2 separate regions of the Homo sapiens genome follow, and region 2 is linked to region 1. The links are chromatin loops, found by intact Hi-C in ENCODE. Cell type or tissue: OCI-LY7. All regions are shown on one strand. Links, peaks and the distances in the headings refer to the core of each region. The heading gives the core; the rest is flanking DNA. Region 1 overlaps HNRNPA0 (heterogeneous nuclear ribonucleoprotein A0). Region 2 has its middle 67 kb from the start of CTB-1I21.1.

Region 1 (9,598 bases), core at 3,305-7,304:
GACTCCTCCTTTGCACATACCCACGTTTACATATTCGCCATACAGGAAGGTGTGGAAATGCCACATCTAACAAACCAGACAAAGAAAAAAGATCAGAAAAGGAAATATGTAAGGGTTGTATGTATTCAAGTTTCAAAATATAACTATTAAGAGCCAGTATAAAACCCTGCTAAATTTCCCTGCAAAACCATACGACTACACCTTCATACTTTATTCACCACTCATGATTCACAGGAGGTAGACAGAATAGAGAACACTCAGAAGAGGCCATTTAGAAAAGAAAGGTCATCTTAAGCAAAAAGAACAAAACTGGAGGCACCACATTAACTGACTTCAAACTATACTACAAGGCTACAGTAACCAAAACAGTATGGTATTGGTACAAAAACAGACACATAGACCAATGGAACAGAAAAGAGAACCCAGAAATAAAGCTGTTCACCTACAACCAACTGATTTTCGACAAAGTCAACAAAAATAAGCAATGGGGAAAGGACTTCAATAAATGATGCTGGGATAACTGGCTATCCATATGCAGAAGAAACTGGACCCTATCACCATATATAAAAATTAACTCAGGCACAGTGGCTCATACCTGTAATCCCAACACTTTGGGAGGCCAAGGCGGGCAGATCACCTGAGGTCAAGAGTTTGAGACCAGCCTGGCCAACCTGGTAAAACCCCATCTTTACTAAAAATACTACAATTAGCCAGGTGTGGTGGCATGTGCCTGTAGTCTCAGCTACTTGGGAGCCCGAGGCAGGAGGATCACTTGAACCTGGGAGGCAGAGGTTATAGTGAGCCAAGACTGCACCACTGCACTCCAGCCTGGGTGACAGAGCAAGACTCTGTCTCAAAAAATAAAATAAAATAAACCCAAGATGGAGTAAACAATTAAATGTAAGACCTAAAACTATTTAAAAAAGGAAAAAAACCTAGGAAATACCCTTCTAGCAATGCAGCAAAAGCAAAAATTGACAAGTAAGACCTAATTAAACTAAAGAGCTTCGTATAGCAAAAGAAACTATCAACAGAGTAAACAGACAATGTACGGAATAGGAGAAAATATTCATAAACTGCATCTGACAAAGGTCTAATATGCAGAATCTATAAGGAATTTAATTCAACAAGCAAAAAACATGTAAACCCATTTTTAAAAGTGGGCAATGGACATGAACAGACGTTTCTCAAAAGAAGACATACAAACAGCCAACAAACATGAAAAAATGCTCATCGTCACTACTCACCAGAGAAATGCAAATCAAAACCACAATGAGATACCATCTCACACCAGTCAAAATGACCATTATTAAAAAGTCTAAAAATAACAGATGTTGTCAAGGCTGTGGAGGAAAGGGAATGCTTATACACTGCTGGTGAATGTAAATTAGTTCAGCTACTATGGAAGGCAGTCTGGAGATTTCTCAAAGAACTAAAAATAGAACCACCATTCGACCCAGCAATCCCATTACTAGGTATATGCTCAAAAGAAAATAAACCATTCTGCCAAAAAGGCACATGCACTTGTATGTTCATCGCAGCACTATTCAAAATAGCAAAGACAAAAAATCAAGTTAGGTGCCCATCAATGGTGGACTGAATAAAGAATGTGTGGTATATATATACCAAGGAATACTACACAGTCATAAAAAAAGAATAAAATCATGTCCTCTGTGGCAACATGAAAGCAGCGAGAGGCCATTATCCTATGTGAATTAGTGCAGAAATAGAAAACCAAATGTCACACATTCTCAGTTATAAGTGGGAGCTAAACATTGGGTACATATGGACATGAAGATGGGAACAATAGATACTGGGGACTACTAGAGGATGGAGGGAGGGAAAAGGGGTTATATGATTTGGATGTTGGTAGCCTCCAAATCTCATGCTGGAATGTAATCCTCAGTGTTAGAGTTGGAGATAGGGCCTAGTGGGAGGTGCTTGGGTCATAGGGGCAGATCACTCATAATAGTTTCACACTGTCCCCATAATAAAGAGTTTTCACTCTGAGTTCACTCGAGATCTGGTTGTTTAAAAGTGTGTGGCACCTTCCTCCTCACTCTCTTGCCTCTGCTCTCATCACGTGATATACCAGCTCCCCCTTTGCCTTCCACCACAATTGTAAGCTTCCTGAGGCCTCCCCGGAAGCAGATGCCAGCACGCTTCCTGTACAGCCTGCAGAGCCATGAGGCAATTAAACCTCTTTTCTTTATAAATTACCAAGCCTCAGGTATTTCTTTATAACAACACAATAACCACCTAATACAAGGAGCAAGCCTAAAAAGGTAGTTGAAAAGCTACCTATTGGGTACCATGCTCATTACCTAGGTGACAGGATCATTCATACCCCAAACCTCAGCATCATGCAAGATACCCATGTAACAAACCTGTACATGTACCCCTCGATCTAAAATTAAAGATGAAATTTAGGAAAAAAAAAAAAAAGGAAGAAAGGTTATCTAGCAAAACCAGGGGCAGAGCTGAGTCAAGAAGCAAAGTCTCCAGACTCCTGGCACAAAGTTCCTACCCCCAATATTTTCCAGTTTCAGAAACACATTTTACATTTTCTACCTTATTATCCAAATGTTCTCTGGACCACAGTCTGAACCTGTTTGCTCTATGCTAATTTTCCTGACTGGACTTCAGATTAAGGACAGTTGCTATTGGAGTCCTGCAGTAGAGGAGAGTCAAAATAATCAATGTGGTATCTGTCTGGAGAAAAAGGTCCCATCCTCAGATTGCTCAGCAATAATAGTGTCTTAGTCCAGCAGGCCCCAACCTTTTTGGCACCAGGGACCAGTTTCATGGAAGGCAACTTTTCCAAGGATGGGGGTGGGGGGTCAGGGGGGATGATGGTTTCAGGATGAAACTGTTCCACCTCAGATCATCAGGCATTAGATAGCTTCTCAAGGAGCGCACAACCTAGATCCCTTGCACACACAGTTCACAATAGGGTTCATGCTCCTAGGAGAATCTAATGCCACTGCTGAGCTGACAGGAGACAGAGGTCAGGTGGTCATGCTCGCTTGCCGGCTGCTCACCTCCTGCTGTGCATCCCAATTCTTAACAGGCCATGGACCAGTACCAGTCTGTGACCTAGGGACCACTGTCTTAGCCCAGTCCTTCCCACACCCCAGCCTTCTTCTACAGCTTATCAAAAGTCCCTAGTGGCCCCAGATCTCTACCCCAAAGCAATGTATTCAGCCATCTACACCAACTTTGTTTAGAATCATTCAGCTCTTATGTGGCTTAGGAAGAAACCATGTTGGGAGGAGAAACTTTTTTAAGCTAGGTTTTATCTAGAAAGTTCTCTCTTCCATACTCTATCTCTGTACAGGGAGCCAGTTAAATTTATCTGAAGACAGCTAAGCCAATCATTCTTCCTTGTAAATGCTCTTTTTCTTTTCTTGCCTTTACCCTCCTTCTCCAGGACATCAGTTCCTCACATTTGCAGGCACCATAACACAGTACAATGGTCCCACACCTAGCTGTGCATCAGAACCATCTGCCCAGCTGGTTAAAATGGTAGGTGTCAGATCAATAGGCATGAAGAAAAGTTTTTAGGGTTATAGAAATGTTCCGTATCTTGACTGTGGTAATACCTACACAACTGTATACAAGTACTGCATTTCATTAAACTATACACTTAAAATGGGTTTATTTATGCAAATTATACCTCAATAAATCTGGAAAAATGAAAAAACACTACAGGGTCCGGCTCTTCCTCACACCCATAGAATCAGGGCCTGAGGAACAGGAATTTTTTTAATTTTTTTCCTTTAGTTTTAGAGACGGGGTCTCTCTATGTTGCCCAGGCTGGTCTCGAACTCCTTGGGCTCAAGCAGTGCTCCCGCCTCAGCCTCCCAAAACGCTGGGATGGACAGGTGTGAGCTATCGCACCCACTAGGAACGGGAATTTTAATGAACTTCGTAGGTGACTCTAATGCACAGCTAGATGCAAACATCACCTGAACAATGAAAAGAGCCCAGACCATTAAAATCAGACAGGGCAAGGTCCAAATGTACTTACCAGAAACATGACCCTAGGCAAGTTACAAGCTTCGATTTTTCTCATTCGAAAAAAGGTGAGAACAATAGTACCTACTTCACAGCATTGTTAGGTTAGAATGTAAAGCACTTAGCTGAGAGCCTGGCCTATAATAAGCACTCAGCAACCATTAGTAGCTATGATTTTCATTGTCTGTGCCAATGCTACCGAACCTGAGCACTCGGTCCTAGGTTCAAGAAGAAAATTAACCAGGGTAGGGCCTCTCCTGGAGCTATTTTCACATCTCCACTGGTTACTATTACCAACAGGTCAGCAAGGAGTAGACAAGACCAAAGCTAAATTAAGGTCCACCCACACCTGTATCACCAAAATGCCCTCTCATATTCAGGAGCACTTGCCAAGTGCCCTCAGACAGCCAGGCAGAAACTGAAAAGGAACTTGAGACCCCAAAAAGTCAAAAGAGAAACAAAACAGCACCTTATCCAGAGGAATAAGGACTCTTCCTCTGAAGGTAAAAGAATTCACGCCAAGTAGATTCCAGAGTATAATCACTCATGCCATTTGTGTTGCATTTTTAAGCTTACAAAGTGCTTCATATCCATCATCTCCTTTGACTTAAGACAACATCCCCTGAATGGTAATAATAGCTCCCATTCCTTGAATATTTACTCTGGGCCAGACCCTGTATTCCACACTTCACATGTACCCTTGTCATTTAATTCTCACAACCCTGTAGGACTATTATTTCTCTTTTAAACATGAGAGAATCGAGGTTCTGAGAGTTAAATAACTTGAACCAAGGCCCCACAGTTAGTAAATGGCAAAGCTGGAATTTGAACCCAGGTCTGCCTGACCTAAGAGACCACTATTAGCTATACACAGAATGTACTACCCCTATCTTACTGTCTCCATTTTAGAGATAAGCTAATTGAGACAGAGAGAAAAGGTAACTGGCTCAAAACTACTTAGAGAGCCAACCTCAGTGCAGAACCAGACCCTCAGATGCCTGGCCTAATGCCTTTTTCACCTTACCTCTGGATGAGGAAAAACAGCTTTGAACCCCTAAAGATATTACATACAAGCTGGCATCCAAGGCTTCCAAACAGCTACTATAATAAAGTCCTTCCACCTGGATTCATCTGGGCACCTAGCTTATTAACCAGGACTAGCCAAAGAATGCTCTTGGGGAAAGCTGGAAGAGTACCACTGGAACCCAAGGGAATTAAAAAAAAAAAAAAAAAAAAGGCGGGTGGGTGGGGGGCAGACCAACTAAAGCAACAAGCAGAGTGCTTCACACAGACCAGCACACTGGTCTCTGAGTCTTCCCATGAATCTGCAACCTACAACTGGTGCCCTCTGCTGGCAAAAGTATACATCTCTTCATAACAAAAGTAAAACCTAATTACTACAACTGGGGCTTAAGAAGGAAAAAAATATATGCTTCCTTCACAGACATTCTATTCAGGAATGAACATTATTTCTTACTTACAACTTTCCAATAGGCATATGCAACTTTAAATTGACTGCAATGATCCTCTCCTCTATCTGCTGCCCCTGCCTCACGCCTGCAGTTCTTTCCTTTCGGGATCCAAAGAAAATTGGGCTGTTTTACATAAAAAGGTAAAATATAAATGAATGATGCAAAGCCCTAAAGTCAAGAATACAGTGATGTGTATGTGGGTGAGATCAGGTCTGCACATCTAGCAAGTACAGAGAATTGAGGCAGGCACACACTTGAAGTGATATAAAACCCATGGGCACGTATGCTCAAACATTTTGGTAAATCTCTACCTTCGTAAAATAGCATGCTTATGATTCAGTCAACTAAGTCTCACTGAATATCTACTATGCAGGCTGTACCAGAGACTGACAACATAAATCCTATATTAATATAATTCCAAAGAGCACACAAGCTGTTTGAGAAAATTAGACATAGGCATATACAATGGTAAAAAGTATGAGAGTCAAGTACAGAAAGGGTATCATGGAAACTTGGTGGGAGAAGAGGCAACTTCCAGTTGGGGAGAGGGTGGATGACATGAGAATAGAAATAAATTGAGAACTTAATAATTCTATGGAGTTTTTAAAAGGTATTCATAATTGTAAATATTTGCAAATAGGTAATTTCAACGTCCCATGATTTCATTTAAAAAATTTTTTTGGCCGGGCATGGTGGCTCACACCTGTAATCCCAGCACTTTGGGAGGACAAGGAGAGAGGACCGCTTGAGCACAGTAGTTTTGAGACCAGCCTGGGGAACATGGTAAGACCTCATCTCTACAAAAAAAATTTTAAAACTTAACCAGGCATAGTGGTGTGCACCTGTAGTCCTAGCTACTTGGAAGGCATGGGCAGAGGGATCACCTGAGCCCAGGAGTTTGAGGCTGCAGTGAGCCATGATTGCACCACCACTGTGCTACAGCCTGGGCAACAGGGCAAGCCCTTGTCTTTAAAAAAATATTTAAAAGATACAATTTTTTCATCCCACTACTTTAATATACTTACATATTTATTATGTTAAATAATATATTTTTTCATTACAATTTCTATTGTGGTAAAATATACATTAAATTTGCCATTTTAGGCCAGGTGTGGTGGCTCACACTTGTAATCCCAGGATTTTGGTAGGCTGAGGTGGGAGGATCACTTGAGCCCAGGAGTTCAATACTAGCCTGGGCAATATAGCAAGACTCCATCTCTACAAAAAGATTTTTTAAATTAGCTAGCTGTGGTGGCGCGTGCCTGTAGTCAGTTCTAGCTACGGGGGAGGCTGAGGTGGGAGGATCACTTGAGCCCACAGTTCGAAGCTCCAGTGAGCTATGATCATGCCACTGCACTCCAGCCTGGGCACCAGAGTAAGACCCGGCCTCCAAAAAAAAGAAAAAAAGCCATTTTAACCATTTTTAAATATACGATTCATCAGCATTAAGTACATTCATAATGTTGTATAACAATCACCACTATCCATTTTCAGAACTTTCTCAACATCTGAAAAGAAATTCTGTATCCCTTAAACAGTAATTTCCCATTTCTATCTCTCTGAATTTGCCTACTCTGGGTACCTCATTTAAGTGCAATCATAGTATGTCCTTTTGTGCAGGCTTATTTCACTTGGCATGTTTTCATTCATCTTGTAGCATATACCAGAAATTTATTCTTTCTTATGGCTGAATATTCCATTGTATGTATATACCACATCTTGTTAATTCATTCACCTGATAACACTGAGTTAATATTTCACCTTTTGACAGACCACAGTTAACATTTCCCTAATATTTGACATTTAGTTTCCAATTTTTTGCTACGTCATAATTTTTATGCAAAGACTGTTTTCCTTTCAATAAATTTTTCAATAAACTGTTCTGTTAAGGTTAAATTCCTAGTAATGGTGTCCCAGAGCATATGAATACTTTAATAGTTCTTAATAAATAAATCCATAATTTTACTCTCCTCATTTGCCATTTTTCATAACCTGATGGACAAATTCCGGTCAGCAGTTTGTTACAAATGTATAAAGTGTGACAAAACCAAATGGAGGGAAGCTTTTGGAGAAAGAAAAGGAATTAACAAAGCAGAAACAGCTCAGAAGAGCTCTCCACTAGACAGAGCTGGCTGACTTCTGTGACAGGTTGCCCAACTGCTCCTTCTATCCATAACCTGATGTTTTCCAATTAACTTGGTGACTCTTTGAAAAAAAAAAAAAAAATCTGCCTGTGTCAGGGATCCCCCGGACCAAGCCCATATTGAGATTTGATAGAAGGGTTCACAAAACTCAGCACTGCTAAGTATCGTACTCATGGCTAAAGTTTATTACAGTGACACAGTAAGTGTACACAGTTGGATCATACAGGAAAAAGACATAAGCAGAATCTGGAGGAATCCATGTGCAGGCTTCTTTAGGATCTCTCCCTCCCATGAAGATTCACACAGAGCACATTTTTATACGAGGGATGTTTCTGCCTAGGGACTCAGTATGCAAGGTTTTCATTGGGAGTTTGGTCATATAGACATCCTTTACCTGGCATGTACCAAAATTCCATACTCCCAGAAGGAAAGCAGGTGTTTAGCATAAATCATCTTGTTTGAACAGTCTAGGTACAGTGAACCACCTTTATTAGTGAACAGTGAGAATACCCCTAAATCCACGTGTTCAGATAAGGGCCAACCATGCAAGTAGGCCACTCTAAAAGATACCAGCCTCAGGCCAGATATAACTTTTTCTGCACACCCCCAATTCAAGATTCATTTTGGCCAAAAAGCAGCATCTCTCAACATATATATGTAGATACCTATGGTAGAGTTGAAAAGATTGTGGATCACTTATACCTTATCCAAGTAGTTCTGATTGCTTTCCTTATAAACCTTCATTGAAAGCAGCTGTATGAAAGGAATAGGAATTTTGGGAAACACATCTTTTAAAATTCAAATCAGATCATGGAACTCCTCTGCTCAAAACTGAAATGGTTCACCATTCATTTAGTGAAAACCAAAATCCTTACAACAACCTACAAATCCCTACATGATCTGGCCCCTCTGGCCTCATTATTCCTTTCCTCCTCTTCCTTCAGGTCCAACAACCCTGAACAATTTGCATTTCTTCAGAGGCCAGACACAGTCCTGCTTCAGGGCTTTTGCTCTTCCTAATCCTCTACCTAGAATGCTCTTCCCATACCTATATTGCTCACTCCCACATTTCCTTCAAGTCTTTGCTCAAATGTCACTTTCTGAGAGACCTACCCATACCACCTATTTTAAAGTATGCTATCCTCACAAACATCCCTTGCAACAATCGCCATTCCTCACCCTAATTTTTTCTATACTTCTCATCTTCTAACATACCATATAATTGATTATGTCTTATTGCCTGTCTCTCCCCAGTAAAATATAAGCTCTTTGAGGGCAGGGATTTTTGTCTTTTTCTTCTGTATTTCCAGCACAATCACCCAGCAGAAGAGTAACAAATTTTAACTTGACATACTAAGAAACAGGGAGGCACTGAATTTAGGGATAGTAACCTAGTGCAAATAGCTAGATCTTCACGTTTGGTGGTGTGGGAAGATCAAGTCATAAGAAAATGTGAAAGAAGTTTTTTTTTTTAATTTCACTGAAGAGATGACCACAGTATATTCAGTTATTGAAGAGTTTTAATAAAAGGAACTATTTACAAGGGTATGGGCACAGTTAAGGCAAATCAACAAGGTTTGAACCTTCTTGGGACTAGAGAATCTAGCAATAGGAGACAGTTACGAGAAGCCAGAAAAGACCTAGAGCTATAAGAGGGCCACTGGAGCAGAGCTGTGGCCACTCACAATCTCTTGCTAAGTATATGAGAAAGAGAAGGAGCAAATATTTCAGCCTCACTTTTCTATCACTGTCCAAACCCACCATGAATAAAGCCAGAAAAGAGAGTATGCAGTTCTTTATTTGTCAGCCTCCCAGGAACACAGAACAAGAGAGATAAAGATGGAAAATAGATCAGGAAGGGCAAAAAGAATATCCAGCACAATGGCCATTTTGTAAAGCTATATGCGCAAGACACAATGCTTCAATGTGCTACCAGCATCTTCAACTATGTCCAAATCTTCCCTC
Region 2 (10,369 bases), core at 3,622-7,621, 940 kb before region 1:
CTAGCGGGTGGGAAGAACCCTTGCCTCACATAGGCCAATAAAGGTAATTTTTGTGGTTCTAGTTCTTGAAAAATCTAATCTACCTGCAAACTATCTCAGCGGAGGGACTTGGCAGGTGTATTTTGGCTCAGTGTGCCTTGGGAAGTAGTCCCTGACATCTCTCATACTGGGACTCCTCAGCCTGTCCTTGTGGGATGGTGTATCAGAGTCCACTCACAAGTCAGGTAGCTGCCCTGCCACAATGAGAGCAAAGCAGTGGTGCTGTTAGCAGTGGGTTGTAAGGTCACAAGCAGAGGGTAGAGTCAGGCAGTACAGGTGCAGCTTTGTTACATGGATGCATTGTATGACACTGGAGTTTGGGCTTCTACTGAACCAGTCACCTAAATAGTGAACACAGTACCCAATAGGTAGCTTTTCTGCCCTTGCTCCTGTCCTCCCCTGTCTCTCCCCATAGTTCCCAGTGTCAATTATTTCCGTGTTTATGTCCATATGTGCCCATTTTTTAGCTCCCACTTATAAGTTAAAACATGCAGTATTTGATTTTCTGTTTCTGAGTTATTTCACTTAGGATAATGGCTTCTAGCTGCATCCATTGTTTATGCAAGGGACATGATTTCATTCTTTTTTATGGCTGCATAGTATTCCATGGTGTATATGTACCACATTTTCTTTATCCATTCCACCATTGATAGTCACCTATGTTGATTCTATGACTATGCTACTATGAATAGTGCTGTGATAAACATTTGAGTGCAGACGTCTTTTTTGGTAGAATGGTTTCTTTTCCTTTGGGCACATAACCAGTGGTGGGATTGCTGAGTTAAATGTCATTTTCAGTTATTTGATAAATCTCCATACTGCTTTCCACAGGGGCTAAACTACAAACAGTATATAAGCATTCCCTTTTCTCCACATACTTGCTAATGTCTGTTTTTGTTTTTTTACTTTTTAATAATATCCATTCTGGCTGGTGTAAGATGGTACCTCATCGTGTTTTAATTTGTATCTCTCTGATAATTTAGTGATGCTGAGCATTTTTTCATATTTTTTGGCCACATATATGTCTTCATGTGTCTGCTCATGTGTTTTGTCCACTTTTTAATGGGGTTATTTGTTTTTTTCTTGTTGATTTAAGTTTCTTATAGATTCTGTAAATTAGTCCTTTCTTGGATGCATAATTTCCAAATATTTTCTTCCATTCTGTAGACTGTCTGCTTACTCTGTTGATAGTTTCTTTTGCCGTGCAGAAGTCCTTTAGTTTAATTAGTCCCAATTGTCAATTTTTGTTTCTGTTGTGTTTGCTTTTGAGGCCTCAAAATAATGAGAGCCATCTATGACAAATACACAGCCAACGTCATACCAAATGGGCAAAAACTGGAAGCATTCTCCCAAAGAACGGGAACAAGACAAGGATGTCCACTCTCACCACTTCTATTCAACATAGCAGTGGAAGTCCTAACCAGGGCAATCAGGAAAAGGAAACAAATAGAAGACCTCCAAATAGGAAAAAAATGAAGTCAAATAATCTGTTTGCTGATGATATGATACTTTACCTAGAAAACCCTAAAGATTCCTCCAAAAGACTCCTAGACCAGATAAATGACTTGAATAAAGTTTCAGGATATAAAATCAATGTACAAAATTAGTAGCATTTCTATACACCAGTAATGTTCAAGCTGAGAACCAAATCAAGAACTCAATTCCATTTACAAAAGCCACAAAAAAAAACAACCTAGGAATACATCTACTAAGGAGGTGAAAGATCTTTACAAGGAGAACTACAAAACACTCCTTAAAGAAGTCGGAGATCAAACAAACAAATGGAAAAAATATTCCATGCTCATGGATTACAAGAATCAATATCATTAAGATGTCTATATTGCCCAAAACAATATACAGATTCAATGCAATTCCTATCAAATTACCAAGGTCAACCTTCACAGAATTATAAAAAATGAATTCTAAAATTCATATGGAACCATGAGTAGCCAAAGAAATCCTCAGCAAAAAGAAAAAAAGCCAGAGACATCACATTACCCAACTTCAAACTATACTACAAGGCCATAGTAACCCAAACTGCTGGTACAGAAATAGACACTGAGATTAATGGAACAGAATAGAGAACCATAAATAAAGCTACACACCTACAACTAACTGATCTTTGACAAAGTCGACCAAAATAAGCATTGAAAAGGACTCCCTATTCAATGAATGATGTTGAAAAAACCGGCTAGCCATATGCAGATGACTATTTAATCCATCTGCCATATGGATCTATAAGAAACTTAAATCAACAAGAAAAAAACAGATAACCCCATTAAACAGTGGACAAAACACATGAGCAGACACTTGAAGACATACATGTGGCCAAAACACATGAAAAAATGCTCAGCATCACTAAATTATCAGAGAAATACAAACTAAAACATGGTGAGGTACCATCTGCCATATGCAGATGGATTAAAGACTTAAACTTAAAACCTCAAACTATAAATTCCTAGAAGAAAACCCAGGAAAAACTATTCTGGACACTGGCTTAAGCAAATAATTTATTATTAGGACCTCAAATTCAATTTTAGGGTAACTTCATTTACTTGGTTTTTTTTCCTTTTAGACTTCCTTTTTAAATGAACTGTAAAGGTAATATTTATTATAGAGATAGTTAGTAATGACAAAGAAGTACAACAGCACAGAAAATACGGATAATCCTAATGCCAGAAATGGTGAGGCAAAGAATTTTGTCATTTTTGGTCATAATTTGGTCAAGGTTTTTTTTTCTTCTATGATTTTTTTCTTCATTTTGAAATGTATTACTCACAGTCCCAGCAAAAGTACAGGATATACTTAAGTTGAGTAACTTGAAGAGAATTTAGTAAACTTACTATTTATAAGAGAGTGGATGGAATATAAGGAAACCACAAGAGATAGTGCAGCACCTAGGGTTTGGTATTAGTGGGGATGACATTGCCACCTGGAGCTTGAGTGGGAGAAGACAATGGTCAGAACCCAAAACAGAGAGAACTGTGTAGGGACCACCTCCTGACAGCAAGAGGAGGTAGTGCAACATCACTGGGAGGAGAATACATGCCTCAGCCTCACTCTTCCCCTTCCCTACCAGTGGCTTCCTCTGGCCAAATACATCAGAAACCAGCAATCAAGGCTGCAGCCCATTTATGCAGCCTACACCCCTGGGCATAGGACAGGGTCAGGGAGTGTAAAGAGTCCAACTAGAGGGGCAAACAGAAGATATCCAGCCCAAACTGCCCAAACACACTTTGCTTTCATTGTATGATATTCGAACATTAAAGATAAAGCAACCTCTCCCCTACAAAGAGGTAAGCATTGTTTTACGTTTAGTGTATGTCTTCCAGACATTTTCCTAGTTTGTTACCTGTATAATATATGTCCTCATAATAGGTGCAATTTTGTTCTGCCTGTGTGGGCATGTGTTTTGTAAACAGTGTGATACAATACGTATTGTTAAAGAACTTGCTTTTTTACTCAACAATTTGTCTTGGACTCTTTTCACATCAGCATGTAGAGACCTGACATTATTTTAATCCCCTGTGTGGCATTCCACAGTGTGGTTGATAGGAGGGCTGTTCTCCAATGTCCTAGTTCTCTCTCTCTCTCTCTCTCTCTCTCTCTCTCTCTCTCTCTCTGGGCACATAGTAGGATGGGAGCATCCCACTCTACTAAACTCAGGTTGCCAGTATGATTGCCTTTGGTCAAGGAGATATAAACCCATGTCCCATATGTCACTCCCAGGCAAAAGCTTTAAGAGCTGACACATGCTTCATCTTTCTCTTTTCACTTGCTGTTGAGACTAGTGGTGTTCTCGACCAGCACTGCCTAGTAAAAAATATAATCTAAGCTGTTATCTAATTTTAAATATTCCGTAAGTCACATTTAAAAAAAGTTAAACACAGGCAAAATTAATTTTAATAATGTATTTCATTTACCCAGTATACCCAAACTATTATCATTTCAACATGCAATCAACACGAAAAACTATTAAATAAATATTTTACACTTTTATACTCAGCCTTTAAAATCCGGTATATAACTTACACTTACAGTGTTTATCAATTCAGACTAGACACATTTCAAGGGCTCAATAGCTCCATGTGGCTAGTAGCTACCATGTGGGACAGTGCAGTTCTGTCTGCATCTTAAGGATGATGGAGCTGAGCCCCAGCTGAAATGTGTTGAGTTACTTTTACTCACACTACAGTGTGAGAAATTTTTTATTGCTTTTTTTAAGGCATCGTGACTTGGATGTTGTTTGCTCCCACAGAATCACCTGATCTGTCCAAACACACATATCGTAATTCATTTAATCATTTCAATATGGGTGGACAAGCAAGTTGTTTCCAATTTTTCACTGTTATAACAAGATGTTGGTGAATATCTTTATGCACATTTTTGTGCTCAGATGGAACTTTTTATATCATAGGCATTTATATATTTTTTTACTTTAACAAATTTAAAAGGCTGTCCAACGTGTTTCAAATTTTCACTTCTATTAGAAATATGTGAAAGTACCCATTTTCCCCATATCCTTACCATTACCTGATATCATCTAATTTTTTATTTCAAATACTTTTTCTATTTGTTTTTATTTACATCTCTTATAGTTGATATAATATACAGCCCATTCTTCTAACATCGTATTTTTATATAATTAAAATTTTCTTGAAACTTTGTTTTTAAATGGCAGCATCAACATGTGGCATAGATATAGCAAGTCAATTTAACCATTTCCCTAGTTTCTTGGATATTCACATTGAGATTACTTCCAAACTTTATTATACATATCACCATAATGAACATCTTTTGTGCAAACAACATTTTATACATTTCACTTAATTTTCCTATGATAAGTTCTAAAAGTGTAGTTACTGGCTTGAAAGGCCCATACACATTTATAGTTCTTGGTATTTGCTAGCAGATTCTTTTTTCTTGCTAGAAAATTTGTATCGATTACAGTCCTTTAGGGAAATTTCAGGTTTTTATATGACATAAATTGAACATTTGCCATTTACAGATGCTTTTAGATACATTCTTGCATCTAATGCTTACAAGGGTTCCATAAGGTGAGCAAAAGGAAAATGACCTGCCAGGGTCACAGCGTAGGTGAGAAGCAATGCTGACATTTGAACTCAGCTTCAGACAACAAATTCAGGTTTGTTTGTTTGTTTTGCTGAATACTTCAATTGCTTCCTTAACATTGACCATGGAAAAATAGGCTTCTTCTTGATCCCCATTTCAGCCACAACTTGTGGCCCCAAGTAACTCATTAGTTTGGGTCTTCAAGGAGAGAGAACTAATATTACCAATGGCTTATTTCTGTAAAAATCCTCCTCCGTGCTTGAAAATAGGAATGTCACTCTATAATTTCAAGATGCCAGGTGAGGGCACTGCTGGCCCATAATTTGTTTCAGAAACAAAACAGAAATGGTCTCAAGAGGAGGCTAACAATTTTTTATATGGTTTCCCTCAGAGAGACACCTTCCACTGAAGGAATATTAAACTGGTGTCTGGCATAGAGAACTGTTTTCCAGTGGGACTCACTGGGGTTCTCTATTTGGCGGATTTATCCACACAGACCAACTTGTTTCAAAATGAAAAGGGAGCCATAATAAAGTAAGATGTTAAGCTGTTTTAGGTGGAAACCACTGCAGATATTTTCTAGTATAGTTCTCACTACTGCAGACAACAATAAAATGCAAATGGGGAAATAGAGCGAAATGCAAAATTTCCTTTTAGAGTTTAATAGAGTTGAGCCTATCAGAAAAGATTAGAAACAACTTCTCAACATTTTTACATTTTGTTCTTTGGATGATGTTGATATATTATAGTTTTAGCTGAAAGGAGAATGTTTGTGTTCTCTGAAGTCATCTATCCCTTGTTGTGATCTGAGCTTCTTTCTTGTCTGGACCATGGCCATAGTGTTCTGATCAGGGTTCCTTCCCCCATTGTCACATCTCCATACCCAACTCACCCTCACTCTGCATACTACATTCTGTATGAACTTTCTAAGGTAAAAGTTGGATCCTTTCACATCCCTTCTCAAAGCTCACCAGTGGTTCACCACCCTCTAGAAGATAAAAGCCTTCACATACCTTATACTACCTTCAAAATGAAGCTTCTACCCACTTTCCAGCTTCATATTATGCCATGCTTCCTGCATCCCCTCGTAATACTGTGCTCCAGTCACACTGAACTTCTTGCCTTCTGCTGTGGTCTGAATATGTCCCCACAAATTCACATGTAGGAAAATTAATCCCCAATGCAACAGTGTTGGGAGGTGGGACCTAATTGGTGGTGTTTAGATATGAGGGCAGAGCCCTCATGAATAATTAATGCCACCATAAGAAGCTCTTAAAGAAGTAAATTCACTCTCTTTTGATCTTCTGCTATGTGAGAACGCAATGTTCCTCCCCTTCAGCAGACACGGCAACAAGGTATGAGTTTGGTGCAAAAGTAATTGTGGTTTTTGTCCTTTCTTCCAATGGCAAAAACTGCAATCACTTTTGCAGCAACCTAATACCATCTTGGAACCAGAGACTGAACCTGCCAATGGCATGATCTTGGACTTCCTAGTCTCTAGAATTGTAAGAAATATACTTCTGTCATTTATAAAATATCCAGTCTCAAATATTCTGCTATAGCAGCACAAAATGAACTAAGATGCCTTCCCCCAAATGTGCTCTGCTCTTTAATATCACCAAAGTTTTATACCTACTCTTTTTTCTGCATAAGAGTTTATTCATTATTTTACTCAACCTACCAATCCCTCTCACTCTTTAAAACCCAGCTAGCAGGTCACCTTTCTAGGATATTTTTTCCCAAATCTCCAGATATAATCACTTGTATCAGTCAAGGTTCTCCAAAGAAACAGAACCAATAGGACACACACACACACACACACACGCACACACACATGCACACACACAGATACAGATAATAGATATCAATATGTGAGAGGGGGCCAGATGCCATGGCTCACTCTGTAATTCCAGCAGTTTAGGAGGCCGAGGTGGGTTGGATCACTTGAGCTCAGGAGTTTGAGACCAGCATGGGCAACATGGCAAAACCCCATATTTACAAAAACATGCAAAAATTAGGCAGGCATGGTGGCATGTGCCCATAGTCCCAGCTACTTGGGAGGCTGAGGTGGGAGGATCACTTGAACCTGATCCTGTGGAGGTTACAGTAAGCCAAGATGGCACCACTGCACTCCAGCCTAGGCAACAGAGCCAGACCATGTCTCAAAAATTTATATCTATCTATCTATCTATCTATCTATCTATCTATCTATCTATCTATGGGTATTTATTATGGGAATTGGCTTACATAATTTTGGAGGCTAAGCAGTCCCACAGTTTTTGATCTGCAAGCTGGAAAATCAGGGAAGCCAGCAGCCTGGCTCAGTCCAAGTCTGAAGGCCGAAGAACTGGGAGAGCTGAATGTGTAACTCTCAGTTCAAGGCCAAAGGCCTTGGTTGGGGGAGGGATTTGTGCAAGTTGCAGAGTTCAAAGGTGAGATAATCTTGAGTTCTGATATCCAAGGGCAGAAGATGAGTGTCCCAGCTCAAGAAGAGAGAACAAATTCAGTTTTCCTCTGCCTTTTTGTTCTATCTGGTCCCTTAATGGATTGGATGGTGCCTGCTCACACTTGGTGAGGGCAGATCTTTCTTACTCAGTCTACTGATTCAAATGTCAACCTCTCTCAGAAACACCCTCACAGACATACACAGAAATAATGCTTTACCAGCTATCTGAGTATCCCTTAATTCAGTCAAGTTGACACCTAAAATTAACCATCACATGACTCCTCTATTGGTACTCCCATGAGTGATCTTAGGACTACATTATGTTGCTATTTCTTATTTTGAGTGCCTATCAGTACCTCTGTACAGAGAGCTCCTACACGAAAGAGATCATATCTAATTCATCATCGAATTCCAAACCTAAGCTTACACTTGGCACATAATAGACCCTCAATAAACTATTATTATTTACATTTTGGTAGATAAAGAGGTTTTTCATGTCAGTAATCTGGCAGCATGCCATATACACCATTCTAAAATTTTATGGAGGTTCTGAGATATCATTATTCATAACTTTACAATTCATACTTACAAAGATGTTTGTGCTTACTTTTACTTCTATCTTCTTCTGGATTATTTGGTTTGGGCAGAAGGGGAGAGGATATCTGAGGTTAGAATTTGGTCCAATGCCAGCACAGGTTTTTTTTTAAAAAGAGATGGAATTTAAGTAAAGGGAGGAAGATTTCCCAAAGGGTAAGAAGGGAAACCTGCTCTGAGTATTTAACAGAAGAAAGCAGAAAGATTAAAGTGGAGAAGGAAGCAAGAATCCTTGAGAACAGTTTTGCCACATTGTAGGGAAGAGAGATGGGAGAGAACAGGAGTGAATTAGGGAGGAGAGAGAGAAGTGAGTTTAGGCATTTATTCCTCTTCCTACAACTTCTATTTCTGCCCCCAGTGGCAGATATTAGCAGTGGTGAAAGACAATTGCAAAGTTCTACCAACTCGCCATATTCGTTTAGATGGTAATAAACTCTGCATGATCATTACATCTCAAAATGTAGAAAGTCACTAAAGGGAACATTATACATTCAGAGATCTATAAAGCTTGTCACTACAGAGTGTATACTATTTTAATGAGTCTTAAACTCTTTACACAGGCCCTATATCCACACAGAGTCATAACCAATAGCCTATAAAAACACATGCCTGCACGTGTGTGCACACACACAAATATGGCATCTCACACATCTATTATCCCACCTGGGGCATGACTGTATTTTCCTACTGATGGATTGAGCTCTTGGGTTGAGATGAACCATCTGTCTCCCAAATGGATTTCTAGTACTTCAATCACATCTCCAGTAATCACTTTCCCTAAACACATTAGTGGGAAATGATGTAAAAAATAATTAAGCATAACTATCCAGTGCATTAGAAATTGATGGTATCTATGTTGTGTAAATTAGAGACATGTATCTGGTTGATACATGTCTATCTATCTGGTTGAGAAACATATCCAAGAAAATGGAGCAATGGCTCTCAACTACATGGATGTCACTCTTTTTGGCAGAAAAAATATTGCTTCTTACTCCTTTAGTGCACTCTCAATACACACTTTTTTTCAGTAAATTTTACCTTACCCATAGACATAACCCCTGAGAAAACAACTAAACAAGACATATAGGGGAGGGGGGGAGGGGGGCATGTTCTATGAGTATGTCTGTGGGGATGAGGTGGGGGTGGGGGCTACATGCACATAGCACTCAGCATTTTTTTCCACACAGGTTGAGTCCCCAGTGGAAACAAGAAATTGGGCTAGGAACTGTGTGTACCATTTTGCTCTTTGGCTATAAAATACGAGAAAAGTGTTTACCAGAATTCAAAGGCCTCAGTGATTAATAACACATAGCAAACTTTGACTCTGCATAAAGCACATTTATTCAAGCACATGAGAGAAAAAACATTATGGGATCCATTAGAATATTCTACAGGATTGGTGAAAGGCTATTTTATTGCGAAGATGCAGAGGAATAGCAAATCTTTGAAGACAATTTACTACAGAGATCAGAAAAAGAGTTTAGAAAATTGTTTTTATATTTAAGAAGATGCTATGAGGTGTGACCTCTCTGGAACAGAAAGAGAACTCCACAAGGTTAAAATGCAGTTAAAATACTTTAATGCGGTTTCAAAAGTTTCTAGGAAAACCTAAACTGAACAGATAACATAATAAGATGGAAGAAAAAATAAAATGTAGATTTTCTGTAAACCAAAAGTACAGAATTAAATCTATATTGGAGGCATTAAAGATCAGAAGTGGCAGAAAAATTCAATTTAGTGATAGAAACAGCAAACTTTAAAGTATGTTTAATAATTAGAGGAATGGGATAAATATTAAGATGGGAGTGATTATATATAGAGAGAAAACAGAGGCTAAACATTCCACCTAATAATTATATGAATTTCTAAGGAAAAATCCGGAATCATTAATATTGAATCAATACTGGAGAACATAGTTGAAGAACGTTCTGCATAGTTTTTTAAGGAGAATTTTAATAGGAAGATATTAGGGTGAGAAATCTTACTACATTCTCAGATAGAATCAAAGAAAATGACCCAAATTCAGATGTAAGTCTAAAATGGAATATTTTAATTATAAGTAAAAATAAAATTCTATAAGCATCCTTTCAGATGATCCACAAATGACCTGCAAAGAAATATATATCTGTATGATGATACACTTTTCCTCTGTGATACTAAGTTATAGAGAAAAAGAGAGAAATGGTTTTGAGGGGATAACAATAGAATACAATAATT

The links. Peaks named below come from ENCODE experiments on the same cell type or tissue, not always from the same donor. Only the 100,000 strongest peaks of a DNase experiment are listed, where the experiment ranks them.
Region 2: a loop joins it to region 1, with 4 times the contacts of the local background. A loop is called at or near these places in 5 of 110 quality-filtered maps.

What each region holds. Positions count from the first base shown.
Region 1 is chr5:137,737,856-137,747,453 of GRCh38, forward strand. HNRNPA0 (heterogeneous nuclear ribonucleoprotein A0) reads right to left here. Exons shown (of 1, transcript NM_006805.4): 1 at 7,796-9,598. Among named protein-coding and RNA genes, the nearest start is that of KLHL3, 6.6 kb to the left of the region's middle. In OCI-LY7, for the core only: CTCF peaks have their summits at 5,377 (motif pointing left) and 5,581; a DNase peak (open chromatin) is centred at 5,346.
Region 2 is chr5:136,797,157-136,807,525 of GRCh38, forward strand. No RefSeq gene overlaps it. Among named protein-coding and RNA genes, the nearest start is that of CTB-1I21.1, 67 kb to the left of the region's middle. In OCI-LY7, for the core only: CTCF peaks have their summits at 5,419 (motif pointing right) and 5,620; a DNase peak (open chromatin) is centred at 5,425.